Linked DNA regions of Mus musculus: region 2 is linked to region 1. A link is a loop called in an ENCODE intact Hi-C map of the cell type or tissue named here. Cell type or tissue: left cerebral cortex. All regions are shown on one strand.

Region 1 (8,000 bases):
CATGACCTTGGGCTAGTGGCTCTAAGCCTGATTTCCCTGGGCTACTGAAGGAACTCACCAAATGTGTAAACCATGTGCCTCCCCCTTGTTGCTCCCTTTCTGTGTGCTTTGTCTTCACACTCACTGCCTAGAAGCTCGGAAAATGAAGCCAAACTGCTAACGTGTTCACACTCCCGCCAGCACCTTGCCACATGTGCCGCCCCACCATAACTTCCTCCGTGTCAGCGTGCAACTGACAGAGCAGTCAAGAAACAGACAAGCAAGGGTACGGGACCAAGCAGCTGCTGCCGGTTGCGTCTGGGCAGGAAGGAAATGCAAAGGAAAAGGGAAACTGAGGCCACTGAACCATCAGCAGAAGCTTGGGGCTAACGCTCCAGTCAAGACAGAGTTCTTCCATTGTAAGCCCAGTTGGTTGACTTCTTTTCTCAGTTACTCTCATGACCTTTCTTCCCCAGAGTCCACTGAGGTGTTTTCATAAGGGCTCCTTATTCCTGGAACACACTTTCCTGTGACTATCACCAACTCTAACGCCTTTTCATCTTCTTTACTATATAAAGCCATTCCACCTAATGCCTTAAGACCGTTAATCTTGACAGAGATCAAAGCCAATTGCATTTGCTTTAAAAACATATTTAAGTCGTCTCCAAAACCAAATATCTTTAACATTGAAACCCCATCCTTGGATCAGAAGAAAGTGCTGGAAAGCTTTCTGCCTCCCAGCCGCACCAGCTAGATTCCCCAGTTGATACAAGTGCCTACTAGGAGAAAACAAGAGTCTACAGAACCTCTCAGCACGCAATGTGTTGAATCTACTAAGTGATCCTGCTTATTAGTTAATTAGAAAGGCAGCAAGCTTAAAAGGGACTGGGGAGATGGCTCAGTGGGTAAGAGTGTTGTTCAGTAAAGCATAAGGACCTACGTTTAAATTCCTAGCGCCTATGTACGGGAACGCATGTCTATAACCCCAACACTGGGTCAGAGGCAGGCAGATCCAGAGATTCACTGGTCAGCCAGCATAGATTGAAGGAGGAGTTCAAGTTCAGAAAGTAAAACCCTGTCCTAAGGGTTACTTAAAGCAGAGAGTGAAGGAAAAAGACATCTGATGCCTTCCTATGGCACAACCACACACTCACATATATGCAACACATGCAACAGCAGAGGGTGTTTATATGCATGGTACAGATAACATAGTGAGACAGATAAAAGCAGTAATTGCCTACTCCTCCCACATGCATGTAAGTGGTCTAGACCCAATGTTACACCCTGTCTACTAGCGCACCTGCAAGTTGGAGATGGGCTATTGTTATTCACGTATTAGTTCACCTATATTTCTTTTTGAACATCTATCTCGTGCCTTAGTCAACTAGACTGAAAAAATGACCCAATCAATGGGACTTTTATAGCTGCCCATTCCCACCATCTTCACCCTTCTCACTCTCTAGGAAAGAAAAAGAGGAGGAAGAACAGAAGAGTATGAAGCCAGCATTAAGAACATTTAGGGCTGGGCTGCCTGGCAAGCATGAAGACCTGAGTTCAATCTCCAGACTCCATTAAAATAATAATAATAACAAGCCAACCCAAGGTGGGCATGGTGGCACAGGCCCTTAGTCCCAGCAGAGGCAGGTACATCTTTGTGAGTCCAAGGCCAGCCTGGTCTATAAAAGTTTCAAGGTGGCCAGGGCGGTTACACAGAGAAACCCTGCTTCAAAAAAAAACAAAAAACAAAAAACAAAAACAAAAAAATGAGAGAAAGAAAAGAAGGGAGGAAAGTAGGGAGGGAAGGAGGGAGGAGGGAGGGGGGAGGGAGGGAAGGAAGGAAGGAAGGAAGGAAGGAAGGAAGGAAGGAAGGAAGGAAGGAAGGAAGAGGCCAACCAAGTGGCAGGCACTCGTGACACTAGCAATGTTGAGACACAGGCACACAGCTGCTCAACCACACCTACACACTCACACAGAGAGGTGTGGGGGGAGGAACAGTGCAGAGGCTGGCACAAGCTGAGTGAGGGCAGACCTTGAACAGCAGAATGATCAAGCCACAAGCCCCACACTCCAGTACCTGCTCCTCAGCCTTCTTCACCCCTGCTTTGGGAGCCAAGAAGATAGCTTCTTCAAGCACACTGTATGGAACATGGCACTCGCCTTACAAGACATGTGGATGGCCTTCGAGAAACCAGAGATGGAATGAGAAAGGACAATCGATGTACTCAGTTTGTATGTACAAGATGCAAGTCGCAGCACATCCCAGTGATCCTTAGCTCTTGGTAGGCACAGGCAGGATAGCAAGTTCAAAGCCAACCCGGGCTACAGTGCAAGGCCTTGTGGGGGGAGGGGCTCATGAGAATAATTCATTTTAGAAATGATGGAAGAGGCCAGGTATGGTGATGCACACCTATAATCCTAGCACCTAGGAGGCAGAAGCAATGGCATCACACATTTGCGACCAGCCTGGGCTCTCTATCAAGACACTGGCTCAGAAAGACAGAAAAGATAATCAGCAATTTGACACTAATAGAGCTTTCTATTATCAAGGTATGTGCTCCAAGAAGTTCAGTTAGATCTCACCTCATTACCCACTTCAGACAGGGCATCAGCAAGAGATCAAAGCTATGGTTCATTAGGTTTACCTGGAGACATAGGTTATAAAAGCATAGCGGGTATACAGGGATGGGGACAGGGTTACAGAAGCATGAGAGAGTACTTACCGGAGCATAGTAGAGGTCTTAAAGGAACATGGGGAGAGGTGACTTGCAAAAACATAGATGACTCAAAGGCAGCTGCACCAATGAAGAGCCCACCCTAGCATGGATGACAGCTCACAAAAGCTGCTTCCTGGCCCTCCCTGTCCAGCTTGCAGACAGACCCAACCCTCAGCAGTTGCTTACTGCTTTATATGACCCTGGGAAAGGGTCTTGTATGTCTTGTAAGATCTCTGAGATCTCTGAGTCTTAGGAGCCTCCTGCCCTCCAGGAGGAATATTTTAATTCAGAGGAGGTATGCGCACAGCGCCCCGTCTAAAAGGTACTCACCATTATTACTTTCCTGTAAGAAAGAAAGTGTCAAAGAATGCATGGACACTGGACATTCTCCATAAGAATGTCACCTAACAGGAAAAGGCCACTCCCATCAGTGAGCATGCATGCATGCCTTACTACTTCTAAGCATCCATTTCTCTGTGAAGATGCTGGCTAAAATGGTTTTCTTTCTTCTCCTACAGTGTTCCCTCCTTGCAAATATTAATACCATTGATGTGGAAGGCTCAGCATCCACTTTTAGCCTCTTTTCCTATGGTACACCACTCTCTACCACATACTCCACACACGTGTATAGCATATGTTACATTACTTTTTCTGGGGAAATGTGAACAGGTTATCTCTTCACACCAGATAGGGAACCAAGAACTGATCAAAGCAACAATTCTATCCAAGTCCAGCTTAGGAAGCCAGGGAGTTGGTGCAACTTACAGAAGCATGGGTAAGGGGTCATTTCCAGGAGCATGTGACTCAGACACAGCTGTATCAATGACAACACCCACCCCAATGTAGGTGATGAGCTCCTAAATGCCATTGATGGATTCCAGCGTTCAATAACCTCCCGCCTTCCATATACTCTGCCTGCCCACCAAAATAATGTGCAGCTGGAAGGAGGGAGCAAGGAGCCACTGGAAGCCCCAGTGAAGGTCCTGTGACTCTTCCCCCTCTCCTACAAAACTTAGAAAGCACTGGGTTATCTTGCTTATTTCACTGCCATGACAACAGGGCCTACATGTCAGGACAGCAATCTCTGCTCCATGATAACCAGTGGTCATGTCATTTCCAGAGAAAACAGCCCAGTAGAACAACATATATACTATCCTACCCCTGCTCTTGGGATCAGTAACTGTGATTGTTGATCTGTATAGCTGTGAATTTAGCTAGGCCAATTTGGCCACCAGTGAGTCAAACACACGCACTCGCCCAGGAGCAATCTGGATTCGCAAAGAAAGACACACACACACACACACACACACACACACACACACACACACACGTGTGCGCACCAGTTAATTTTAGAATGTCTTGGCTAGCTCAAAGGTTAGGCAGTTCTAATCCTCCCCGCAGCTAGCACACATTTCCCTCCTGCAATCCTGGCTTAATGCCCTCTGATTCTATATTTTATCTTTGTTGCCCTGGCTCCTTCTAGGTGGCTCCCTAGTCTTTGCTGCCCAAGACCCTTCTGGGTAGCCCTTTTCAGGGTTGTATTCCTTCTCATGGGTCACATTTCTTCTCACCTACGTCTTGGATGATTTTCCTTCTGCAGCTTTAAATCTGATCCGTCTCCCTCCAAATCCTGGCAATTCTTCCTTCCTATCTTCTAGATCCAAGCCTATGCAATCTAAAAGTTCTGCCCTCCTCTCTCTACCCAGCCATTAGCCATTGGATCTTTATTGATTGATCACAAACCAATTGGGGACAAGGACCTTCACCATTTGGAAACGCAGATTCCTGATGAATTCAAAGCATTAAAACCAATCCCCAACATCTCACCTTTTCTGTACAAATTAAAAACAGGATCTTCTCTTAGACATATGGTTATACTGCTTGAGCATACCATAACAATTATGTAAATTACAAAGTATGATATGTAACTAACATTTAGTCTATCATATTTGTCAATTAGATAAAGTACTCTATCACCTATCCTAACTAAAGAGCTTATAATTTTATATTTGAATTGTGCTCTTATTTTAGCCTCTATCACCATCTGAAAATGATCCTTTTCACTCTATATCAACTGTCTCAGTGCTAAACAACTTGAGTTTGATTATGAGGAATAACTAGTCTTCAACCCAGTCAGAAATCTGAGAATGAATTAAAAATTACCTGAATATTTAGGAAGCACAAAAACATAGCTTCCAAAACTTAAGCAAATTGGAGAGACAGCTGACTACCTGGACAGTCCCTATTCCTCAAAATATCAAAGCACCTGTCTTTAGCCTTTTGTCCCAGAGCCATCTTGCTGACCCTGAAATGAAGTAGGAATATGAAGGACTAGTTTACCCTGTCTTGACAGAGCTCAGCAGTCAACTATCTGACTTCTGATTGTCCTTTTTGGACAGTATATTGTCTGTAGATGATATAGGCAATTTCTGTCTAATGGCTACCTTGCCACAATAATTAACTTCGCCTGGAGTTCAATATCTTCTTTGAAACTTGAAGGGGATACTGTCAGGAGCAGACATGTCTCTAGTCAAATTTTCTAATAATAATAAAATGATTAAATTTCAAATCCTGTGGATTTCTGATGCTTCTGAAGAACATAGATAGATAGATAGATAGATAGATAGATAGATAGATAGATAGCTGAACTGTTAAAACTTGATTACTCTTAGCTATTTCTAATTGAATAATATTGAATTGAATAATAATTAAATCAGAATCTATATAACCATGAGTTTACTATCTGGCTCTTAACTTGCATTACTTAATCATCCTAAACAGTTTGTAAGAGCAGCTATAAAAGGACTGGGTCAAAGCCTTATGTTCTTAAATGAGTTGCAGAGGCACAATGCCTATCTAAGAGTAACAATGTTAATTTCAAATTTTGTATCAATATATAAAGATTTATACCTATGGCAACCTTAAATATATATCAATATATAAATTTTGTACCAATGGAAGAAATTATCACTTCAATTTTACATCAATTACAAAGATTTCTATCAATGTACGATTATGACTTCACAATGCTTTGTTCACGAATAATATTAGTAATCCATCCTATCTATTTCTTTCAGTTCAAAATTATGACCATTTCCAAATTATCCCTTAAAATGGCACCCTATCTATAATTTGTAACCATAACCGGACACCCAAACCAAAGGAGTTATGCTGACGACTCTCCATGATGTCTTCATGCTGAAAGTGACAAGAAATTATTTAAAAGGGTAGGGAGGAGTAGGAAAATTAGAAAAATTGGTTAGACTTAAGAAAGCTAGCTTTAGCATCTATTATCCACTCTCTGTAGTCTTAGAAGGCTCAGGGCTTGACTGAAGTTCTGACTGGATCCATCTGAAAGGTGGGATGAGGTGAGATTATCCGGAATCAGGAGCAATTTCCGTTCTGGAAGCAAGTCTCTGGACAGCCATCAGGATGCAGGGGCTGGAACAGCAGGTCACTTCAGCATCTCTTAGGATGAATCTTGTCAAAGCTGTCTATCCTGTAATATATGAATCTCACGACCAAAATTGTTTTACCATTAAGATATTCATATGGGTTGTGTAGGGTGTACAGATCAGTTAAGGATCAGTTAACAAAGTTTTTGCTCTTTGTTTGAGCAGGTAAAAGACAACTATCTTTCTTATGAGTTAATTTTATCAATAACCAATTGTAATAAATCTCCATTCCTGCCATATGAAGGAGGGCATGAAGAATCTTAAAGATTCCATAACCAATAAGACTTATTGACTCATTTAAGCTGAAGTTTGAGGTAGAGACATTTTTATATCTAAGTCAGTTACTGGGCTGTTTCCATGTCAAGGAACCAGCAGATCAAGTTTCCTGTCCTGTTTGACTTTCTCAAAATTTTTTTTTCAGTAGTCAAGATCCTCAGGGGGTCGTCCCCTGCCATATCTGATCCATATCATTCTGGAAGGGGTCCAGAGCCTTTTCTCCTTTCCTCTCAACACAAATACAGAGCCTCTCTCCTAAAATAGCATCTCCTTGGTCCAGTAACCAGAAATCATTAAAGGCATAGCTTGACCTCTCTCCAAGAACACTTTTAATATAACCACTAAACCATATAACCATACACATTTTGATAACAAAAGCAATTCAAGGCAATTAAACAATCTTTCTTAGTTAGGGTTTTACTGCTGTGAACAGACACCATGACCAAGGCAAGTCTTAATAAAACAACATTTAATTGGGGCTGGCTTACAGATTCAGAGGTTCAGTCCATTATCATCAAGGTGGGAGCATGGCAGTATCCAGGCAGGCATGGCACAGATAGAGCTGAGAGTTCTACATCTTCATCCAAAGGCTGCTAGTGGAAGACTGACTTCCAGGCAACTAGGGTGAGGATCTTATGCCCACACCAACAGTGACACACCCATTCCAACCAGGTCACACCTATTCCAATAAGGCCTTCCAACACCTCCAGATGGTGCCACTCCCTGGTCCAAGAATATACAAACCATCACACAATCTAAACAAATATTAACCATTGATACAGTGCTTCTTCAGCATCTCCTACTTTTCAACCTATAAGTTAAGATCAAAAGCCTTGACACTTTATGTATACTTAAATCCTGTCTGCTATGGAGATTAATTTCTCTGTAGGTACATGTCAGTATGCTCCTTTCTCTTTATATAATTCCAAGGCCTAGCTTTCTACTGTCTGGGATAGGTCAGGCTCCCTATCCCTGCTTCCCAATCTAATTTTTAAGATCGAAAGCCTCAATATTTAGTATCTATGTCTATTTACTGTATAAGCCTATTTCCAGGCTCTACTTATGTTGTACCAGGCAAAAGCAGTCCCAGAAATCCCATGTGGACCACGTTCAAAGATTTTGAGAATTTGTCTTGTCAAGACTTTTAAATTTCTTTAGAGTATTTTTTTATTCAATATCCCTAACTTCTCCCTTCTGTGGAGCTTAATATTTCTGTATACTTAAGAACATTTTAATAATTACCATTATGCACTCTTCTATTCTCAAAGGAATTAAATCAAATTTGTAAATCTATCCTTTATTTATCTGGTAGCTGTTGTGGATAGCCCTGGAGCTAATTATATTTTATGTTAAATCATTTTAAGAGATCTGGAAGTGGCTCCATCATTAAGAGCATTGGTTGTTCTTCCAGGGGACCAAGGTTCAATTCCCAGCAAACACAGGGCATCTCACAGCCACTTGTAACTCCAGCTCCAAGAATCTGTTGACCTCTTCTAGCCTCTATGGGTACTGCATAAAGATGGTGCACGGGCTAACGTGCAGGCAAAACACACATGTGTGCACACCACACAGACAG
Region 2 (8,000 bases), 530 kb before region 1:
GTTTCCCCTTCAGAGTAAGATTCACATATCCTCCCTTGGGACCTCCTTATTAGTTGGTTTCTTTGGGTCTGTGAATTGTAGCATGGTTATCCTGTACCTTATGTTTAATGTCCAGTTTTGTACTTTCTGGGTTTGGGGTCCTTGCTCAGGATAATATTTTCCAATTCCATCCATTTGCCTGAATATTTTCACAATGCCTTTGTTTTTAATAGCTGAATAGAATTCCATTGTGTAATCATACGACATTTTCTTTATGCATTCTTCAGTTAAGGGACATCTAGTTGTTTCTAGTTTCTGGCTATTATAAACAAAGCTGCTATGATCATAGTTGAACAAGTATCCTCGTGGTACGGTGATACATTTTGGGGGGTATATGCCCAAGAGTTCTATAGCTGGGTCTTAGGTAGAACTACTCCAAATTTTCTGAGAAACGGACAAATTGATTTCCAAAGAAGTTGTACCTGTTTGCACCCCACCAGCAATGGAGGAGTATTCACCTTTCATCACATCCTCACCAGCATGTGGTTTTGAGTCACTTGAATCTTTGTATTACCATTCTGATGAGTATAAGATGAAATCTCAGTGACATTTTGATTTACATTTCCCTGATGACTAAGAATGTTGGCTCTTTCTAAGTTGCCATCTTGGCTTTCTGGGTTTTTGATCTATAGTAATGTTGTCCTTCTATATGTTGAGTTACTGGTAGCTGAACCTTAAGCAAAGATCCTCTCTGTCTTTGCACCATGTACTGAACATGACTTTTCTGACTTGGGGCTGGGTGCAGTACCTAGCATGAGGATGTACATCTCTAGCTCTGAAATTTTCCTCTTACACTTTAAGGGTGGCAAACCCCATTCTTGTTTGTGTAGGGTTATCTGGGTCTAGCAATGAAAGGCCAGAATCCAAGGAAACTCTTTAGGCACAGACCAGTTCAGATGGTAAATGTGAGTACAGCACTGAGTACAAGATCTATAATAACAGAGAAGTACATCTCTGCCCCTGACTCTCAGCACGTTTCTTGAGAAGGAAATTAGGTTAATTGAGAAGGGGGAGGCTACCCTAAATATGGGTAGCACTGCTCAGTGAAATGGGTGAATAAAAAGGAGACAACTAGCTAAGCAATAGCATTCATCTCTCCCTGCTTTCTGACCATAGATGTGATGTAACCAGCTACCTCATGCCACTGCCATCATGCCTTCTCCACCATGATGGACTGTACCCACAAACTGTGTGCCAAAATAAAGCATCTATTCTATTCCTTTGTTCCTTATGTCAGGTGTTTATTTCACCCCAGAAAGAGAAAAGTAGCTCACACAGTGAACCACCATAAGTTCACGTTCTAACCATTCAATCTTGACTAAGGTTTCTAAACCCTCAATGCACGGGAAGGGAACATAAGAAAACAGCCACTAAACAAAGTGCATGTACAGTGCCTGGTACGGAGTGATAATTCCTGATAATAACTACCCTGTGGCCTCTTAGCATTTAATACCCCCATGACATCCAGAGCTTCTAGAACTGTGCTTCCTTTCTGCCACTCCTTTCCAAGAAAGAAAACATACATCACTAAGCCCAAGACCGAATCCTGGCACAACTCCCAAATTCTATCTACCCTTGCTTTTCTTATACTGCTTGTTTCTACATAGTCAGGGCTTTAACTGGGGGGGGGGGGGGGGGGGGCTTCTGCGAATGGTTCATAAGCAGCAGTGACCTGTCTGACAGCTCGCACTCCCTAAGCCTCAGGGACCATTAGAACACCCCTTTCAAAGAGACACAGTGACAGACCTTGGGCCCAGTCAGGAGAGTCTAAACCTAAGGTCTGCGTGTAGTGGGAAATATACAATTGGATTACATTCACCAGTACAGCAAGAATCAAGCCTTGAGAATAATTGTGTTGACTTGGCCAATAATCCTTCTCAATCCAACTGTATCTAATATCCTGTGCAATTAACAGCCATCTTCCACCCAAGCATTTAATGGCTGTCATGTTTGACTACACTTTGACGTGGATATCTTTATCATCGTTGTAAATAATTGCATTCTTCTCCTTTATAAAATCAAGACAGAGATTTCGCTTCTGTTTAATCTTATGCGATTGTTTTTTTTTTTCCAACAAGGGAAGCATGATTATCAGTCACATCTGTTGTATTCTTTCCATCTTGTGCATGCTTGTGCTTACGTTCCATCACATTAAAATGCATGCGCATGTTTGCTCACTGAGGAAAACTTGCCAAGACTTTCCGGCTCTACATCATCTACAGCTTACTTACAGCCAACTCTCCAGAACTGAAATTGGTCTACATTATTTCTGTCCACTGAGTTACTTGGGTTTAAGCTTCCTTTAGCACTGTCTATCTTCTCTCATTTAATTTTTCGGCTTTGCCATTTAAAGTGAAATCAATATCTGGACAGCAGGATTTTTGCCCTTGTCCTCCTAATTTAAAATATTACTCTTAACAGCTTGATAATTGATCAGTTTTCAGGAAAAACCAGTGGCAAATCTTTCAGTACATCTCTCTACATAGTTCAAGTCCAACTTTTCCTAGCATTTGACTAGAGTGATAAACATCGTTCTCCCCACACCCAGTCCCCCCATGGGAGAGGGATACAGGGTGGCTTCTTCAAGCATTGTATCAAACACTCTCACCCATCTGTGGCATACTGGCAGACAAGAGAGTCCTAGTCCAATGAGGCAGGGACTCACTTTAAAAGAATGTCTGTTCATTAAAATTCTTTTGCATTTAGATTCTTGATCCATATGCTGTGACTACACAGAAAGTATGGGACACTCCAAATGTCACAACAGATAATCACTCTACTAACTTACAAGCTTTGAGTTTTGTGACTGAGTGATTTGAATCTCATGGAGTGACTCTGGAAACCAGGTGGTAGTGAAGCCCAGTGCTTTTGATTCTGAGCCAATCAAGGAGTTGCATGGTGAGGATGGAGATGTAGAGCTTGAAGGTGGACAGACAGAGATATTCCTGGTATTTCGTTCCATATCTGCCAACTGCGTCAGTGGTCCTGGGCACTCACAATTGCCAGTAATCTGTCCATTGCATCAGGGACAATAGAATGCACACACTTAATAAGGATATAGACTTACTCATACTTCATCAGTCAAGCAGTAATAGATCCATTGGCTTTTAAAAAGATGAGTATATGGTTATATTATGGCCAGAGTCTAAAAATTCCCTTACAGCTCATGTTTTCAATATTTGGTCCAAAGCTTCTGAGACTTCTTTGAAAGTTATGGAGCCATTCAAAGGTGGAGTCAGGTTTGTGAAAATAGGTTGCTAGGAGAGGGTCTTTGAAGGCCACAGCCATTCTAGTTCAGGGCTTCTAGCTTTCTGTTCTCTTTCTTCTCTGTCTGCTACCGTGTGAACCAAATGACACCTCATGTTCCCTCTTCCACAGGCTTCCCCATGCCCTCCTCACCATGATAGACAAGTCCTTTTGAAACCTTCCCTGAATAAATAATGAATAAATCTCCCCTTAGGTTGTTTCTGTCAGGTGTTTTGTCACACCCACAAGAAAAGAAACAAATACAGCCATTATGTCAATCAAGTTTTCCTTCTTGTGAACACCTTTCCTTAAAAATAATCCTAGAAGTGAAGACTCATGGTGCAGGAAACCTTAGGCCCTGTGGGTGTTAGAGCTAAGGTCATGATAATCATGTCGTCTACCTCTTTCATTTTACAGATGAGAGAACCGTGCAAATAGTGGAGCACAGTTTTATCTAGACAGGCGTTCACATCTCCAGAAGAATCTCATAAAAATGAATATTCGTTATCATAAACAAGGGGACTAGCTAATTACAGGTTTCAAATGTGATCGTCCTCATTAATAAGCACTCGTTGTTTTTGATCTCTGAATTATTGGGCCAGTTCCAATTAACGAAAGTAATGGTTACGTTTTAGTCTAACCAAGCTATAAGAATTCATAAAAAAAACCAAACAAACAAAAAAAAAAAAACATGGAAAGTTTTCATCTCATGTACAGCGTGGATCTACCCCATTATGCATCATACATGCTTTATTAGTTACTTTCTCACTTCTGCAATAAAACACTCTGGCAAAAATCAAATAAAGGGGCAAAGAGTTTGTTACTTATACTTACAGTTCCAGAATGATACCAGTCATCATGGGAGTGAAGAGAAGGCAAGATGTACGGAAGGCATGGTAGCAGGAACAGAAGACTTAACGGTCACAGTCACAGTGCATCCACACTAAGTAAGCAGAAAGCTAGTGGAGCTGGAACCAGGCTGTAAGCTATCAAGACCCACCCCAGCCACTCGCCGATTCTACCGAAGAATCTACCCCCGAAAGATCCGACAGCCTTTACTAGCATAACTACTGGGTGGAAGAGGGCAACGCAAGAGTTCAAATACCCAAGCCCATGGAGAACACTTCACATTCAAACCATAATACATTGAGCCTTGGTTACTTCTGTGACCTCTATCAGAACACTCTGTCTGAAATGTCTCTTATTAGCATCTTAAATCTCCATACACGCATCCATCTCTAGAGGACATGGAAACTTCCCAAGTGCCGGGAAAGACTACAGTTTCAGACTGGCTCATTAATATCCTTGGTTCATCATTAAGGATGCAGACTCGGGCAAATTAAGATGCTTATGTATAAAAATACTTCCTTAACTGTCCCCTTGACACTGACTGTGGAAGCACTGATTCCTGGGTTCAGGATTATCATCAATATCAAAAGGCACTTGGACCTCGTGAAATTGCTTCTCTCAAGTGTTAGCACCCTGCCTGTGGTTTCTCTCCTGAACTATAATAACTCTGTTCTACAATCCAGAAATTCAGATGTTTCTGTGTCTTGTTCAGGCTGAAGCATCCATGCCTAGAGTTAGGATTTACTAGGAAACTACGTTAAGGATCCTGGGGAATTGTTGCAAGGATCAGCAGCAGCAGTGGCTTGAAGTTAACCACCACCACAGAGAAATGTGTGCATGTTGGATAAGGTGCAATGAGTGAGGGCACAGTGGTGTGCCAGACCTCCAGACAGCCTTAACCAGAGTTGTCCATAAACTTCTCCAAGTCAACAGAGCATCTCTAAGTATAAAATCAGTTATCAGCTCTCCAAGAAAATATAAGCATGGGGAACAGAAAGCCTTAAAGATGATGACAAAAGAATAGTAAAAGTGTGATTCATGAAATTCCTGATTCATGAAATTCCTACCTCTTGGGTCCCTTTATTCATTTTTTCACTCATTAGTCCATATTTACTGAGCATCTAGGCTCCATGCCAACATCTGTGACTGAAAGGCAAAGCTGTATTCTTTCTCCACAAGCCAGGCTACTCAACGGTGATGTTGCCGTGCTTTTCTCTAGCTCCATATCAAGTGGTTTTCTTGAGATGAGGGTCTTATGAGGTCCAGGATGGCCTGACACTCAATATATAACCAAGGATGATCATGAACTTCTTATCCTCCTGCCTCCATCTCCAGAGTACTGATGTTATAGATATGCACCACCATACCTGGTTTATGTGCTGCTGACACTCAAACCCAGAGCCTCACGCCCAGGAAAGCCTGAGCTATCTCCCCATCCCCCATAGCCCTTTTTGTGCCTCATTAGGAGATATAAATATCTGCCTTTCTTCTCGGAGATTAATAATTTCTTATTGCATATGATTCAATAGCATCTAGCCTTAAACAAAAAGATCCATCCTCCACTGCAAGGTGTCCTACATTTTTGACATAACATTTCACACCTTACAGCAGTGATTCTTAACTTACAAATCACATCCCTTTGGAGGGCAAATGATTTTTTTTTCCACACAGTGTTGCATATCAGATATCCTGCATATCAGATATTTACATGTTGATTCCTAACAGAAGCAAAATTTCAGTTATAAAGTTACAAAGAAATAATTTTATCATTAGGAGTCGCCGCAATATGAGGAGAATGTATTAAAGGGTTGCAACATTAAAAGGGTTGAGAATCACTGTCTTACAGGAAATTAACTCCCTTCTTCCAACACACACAGGTATCCTCTCATGGTTGTCTTGTGAAACATCCTTTTACAGGCTTTATCAACCTCCTGCATCCTGAAGATACTGTCCATCCAACACCTGCCAAACACCAGAACATCAGTTGGGTACTCCGGACTTGGGGAATGCCGATATTGTCAGCCAAGATCCAATTTCTCTATGTACATAAGAAAACTATTTTTACAGAGTCTTTAGCATATGCAGGTACTGTGTGCTAAGTATTTAACAGGTAATATTTCATCCTCCTCCAAATGCAGCAGAGTCTAATATCACCCCCAGTTTAATTCTAAAGCAACTGATCTCACTTAAGACCACAGTTGGAACTAATGGCCCTGGACTGAAATGACAGCAGGCTGACTACAAAGCCCAATGGTTAAAAGGACACAGAGAGAACAGAACTGTGTAGCATGGTTGAACTTACTTCTCCATATATGTATGAATGAAGATAGAAGTCTCCTTAGATTTTGGTAAATATCAAGTGTCTTGGGAAATGTTCATTGGTCACACAATTTTATCCCTATTTAGTTTTTGAGGTTTTGTTGAGATAGGCTTTCATTCTATAGCCAAGATTGACCTCAGATTTGCACCACCCTCTGTCCAAGCCTCCTCACTCCTGGGATTATAGGTATGGACAACCATGCCTGACTTTGGTATTTGCATTGAACTTAATCTTTCTGGAGAATCTGCTCCCAACTGCTGCTGCATCCTTAGCTCAGGTTCCACTCACAATGTTTATCTCTGCTATGGATGTGCAGGAGTAAGGCAATCTGAAAATCAATAGGACTATGTAACACAGGTGCTCAAGTTTTCCCATCTTCAGTGTAAGACATCTGACCACTGCTTTATCTAGCAATGGCTCGTCACATCTAGCGAAGAGTTTATCCTTCATCAGAGATTTGCAATGGTTCACTTACTAATTAGAAAATAGTTTGGAATGCCTTTCATGTAGGCTAGTGAAGAAACTTCGGTTGCCTGACACCTGAACTAAAATGGAACATAGAGGCAACCATCTATAATTCCTGAAAATAAGCCTTGCAGACACAGGGAAGCGTGTCTAGCCAAAAACTGAGCAGCAGACAGCCATTGCCCCACTGTGATTGATAGTTACAATATGAAGTCCCCTGTCTGTCATCAGAGAACACTGTTTGTGATTATGGCAGATTTCTCCTTTCAGCTCTCACTTTCCTCTTAAGGAAACTGCTCATTTATATCCACTGAGGATGCTCCTAGTGGAATGGATGTACCATCACACATCTAAGGAGGGAAGAAAGAGGCAACTGCAAGAATTCACTGGCAGCTGAACCATCCCCAGGAATCGCCCAAATTTATATCCATCAGTAACACAAACTAAATTATCTCTATAAAAATTAGTTTAGAGAAACAACTTGTCACTTACAGCTGCACGGTGAAGGACCACATCATATCCAGGCAGTCAGGATTTTATTTCCAATCTAATGTGCCAATGGCAGCTTCCAATAAGAAAGCAATTTGCGGGTCTAGCCAATTACAGTTTGTCCTTGGATGAAGATGACAGGAAGTCTGAGCCACTGGTTCACTGAAAACATCAGAGAGATATCCCTAATACTCAGTCTGCTTCTCTGTGAAGTTAAGCATTAAGGAGGTGATTAAAATTCAGTGTAACTGTGGTACCGAATCAAAGGAAAGGCATTGCTGTCTGATAGTGGGAGAGGATTTTCAGAACTGTCCAAAGAAGCAACGCCATGCATTTAAAGCATGAAAGCTCAGTGATTGCAGCCATGCCCTCACCAAGAAGGTTCTCTTTCAGATGTCACATGTGTAGAGGTGCCCAGTGGAGCCCAGGCTGCTGCACACAATTCATTTAAGCATGTAGCTCTTCTTCATTTGATACTTCAATTACCGCCAAATGGCCCTTTAGCTGTGATGAGAGGTTCGGAGGGGATGGCTGCTTCTGGTTTTACATGTTGCAATCGGAAGGTTATTTTGCTCCATTTTACTAAAAACTC

What was found. Hi-C counts contacts between places; a loop is a spot of excess contacts. Peaks named below come from ENCODE experiments on the same cell type or tissue, not always from the same donor. Only the 100,000 strongest peaks of a DNase experiment are listed, where the experiment ranks them.
Region 2: it touches region 1 in a loop (8-fold over the local background); 27 of 42 quality-filtered maps call a loop at or near these places.

What each region holds. Positions count from the first base shown.
Region 1 is chr3:32,318,045-32,326,044 of GRCm38, forward strand. The region is part of intron 1 of Gm42201 (a long non-coding RNA gene); the gene reads right to left. Among named protein-coding and RNA genes, the nearest start is that of Gm42201, 4.3 kb to the right of the region's middle. In left cerebral cortex, no CTCF peak of the experiment used is centred here; no DNase peak of the experiment used is centred here.
Region 2 is chr3:31,791,626-31,799,625 of GRCm38, forward strand. No RefSeq gene overlaps it. Among named protein-coding and RNA genes, the nearest start is that of Gm34031, 110 kb to the right of the region's middle. In left cerebral cortex, no CTCF peak of the experiment used is centred here; a DNase peak (open chromatin) is centred at 2,224.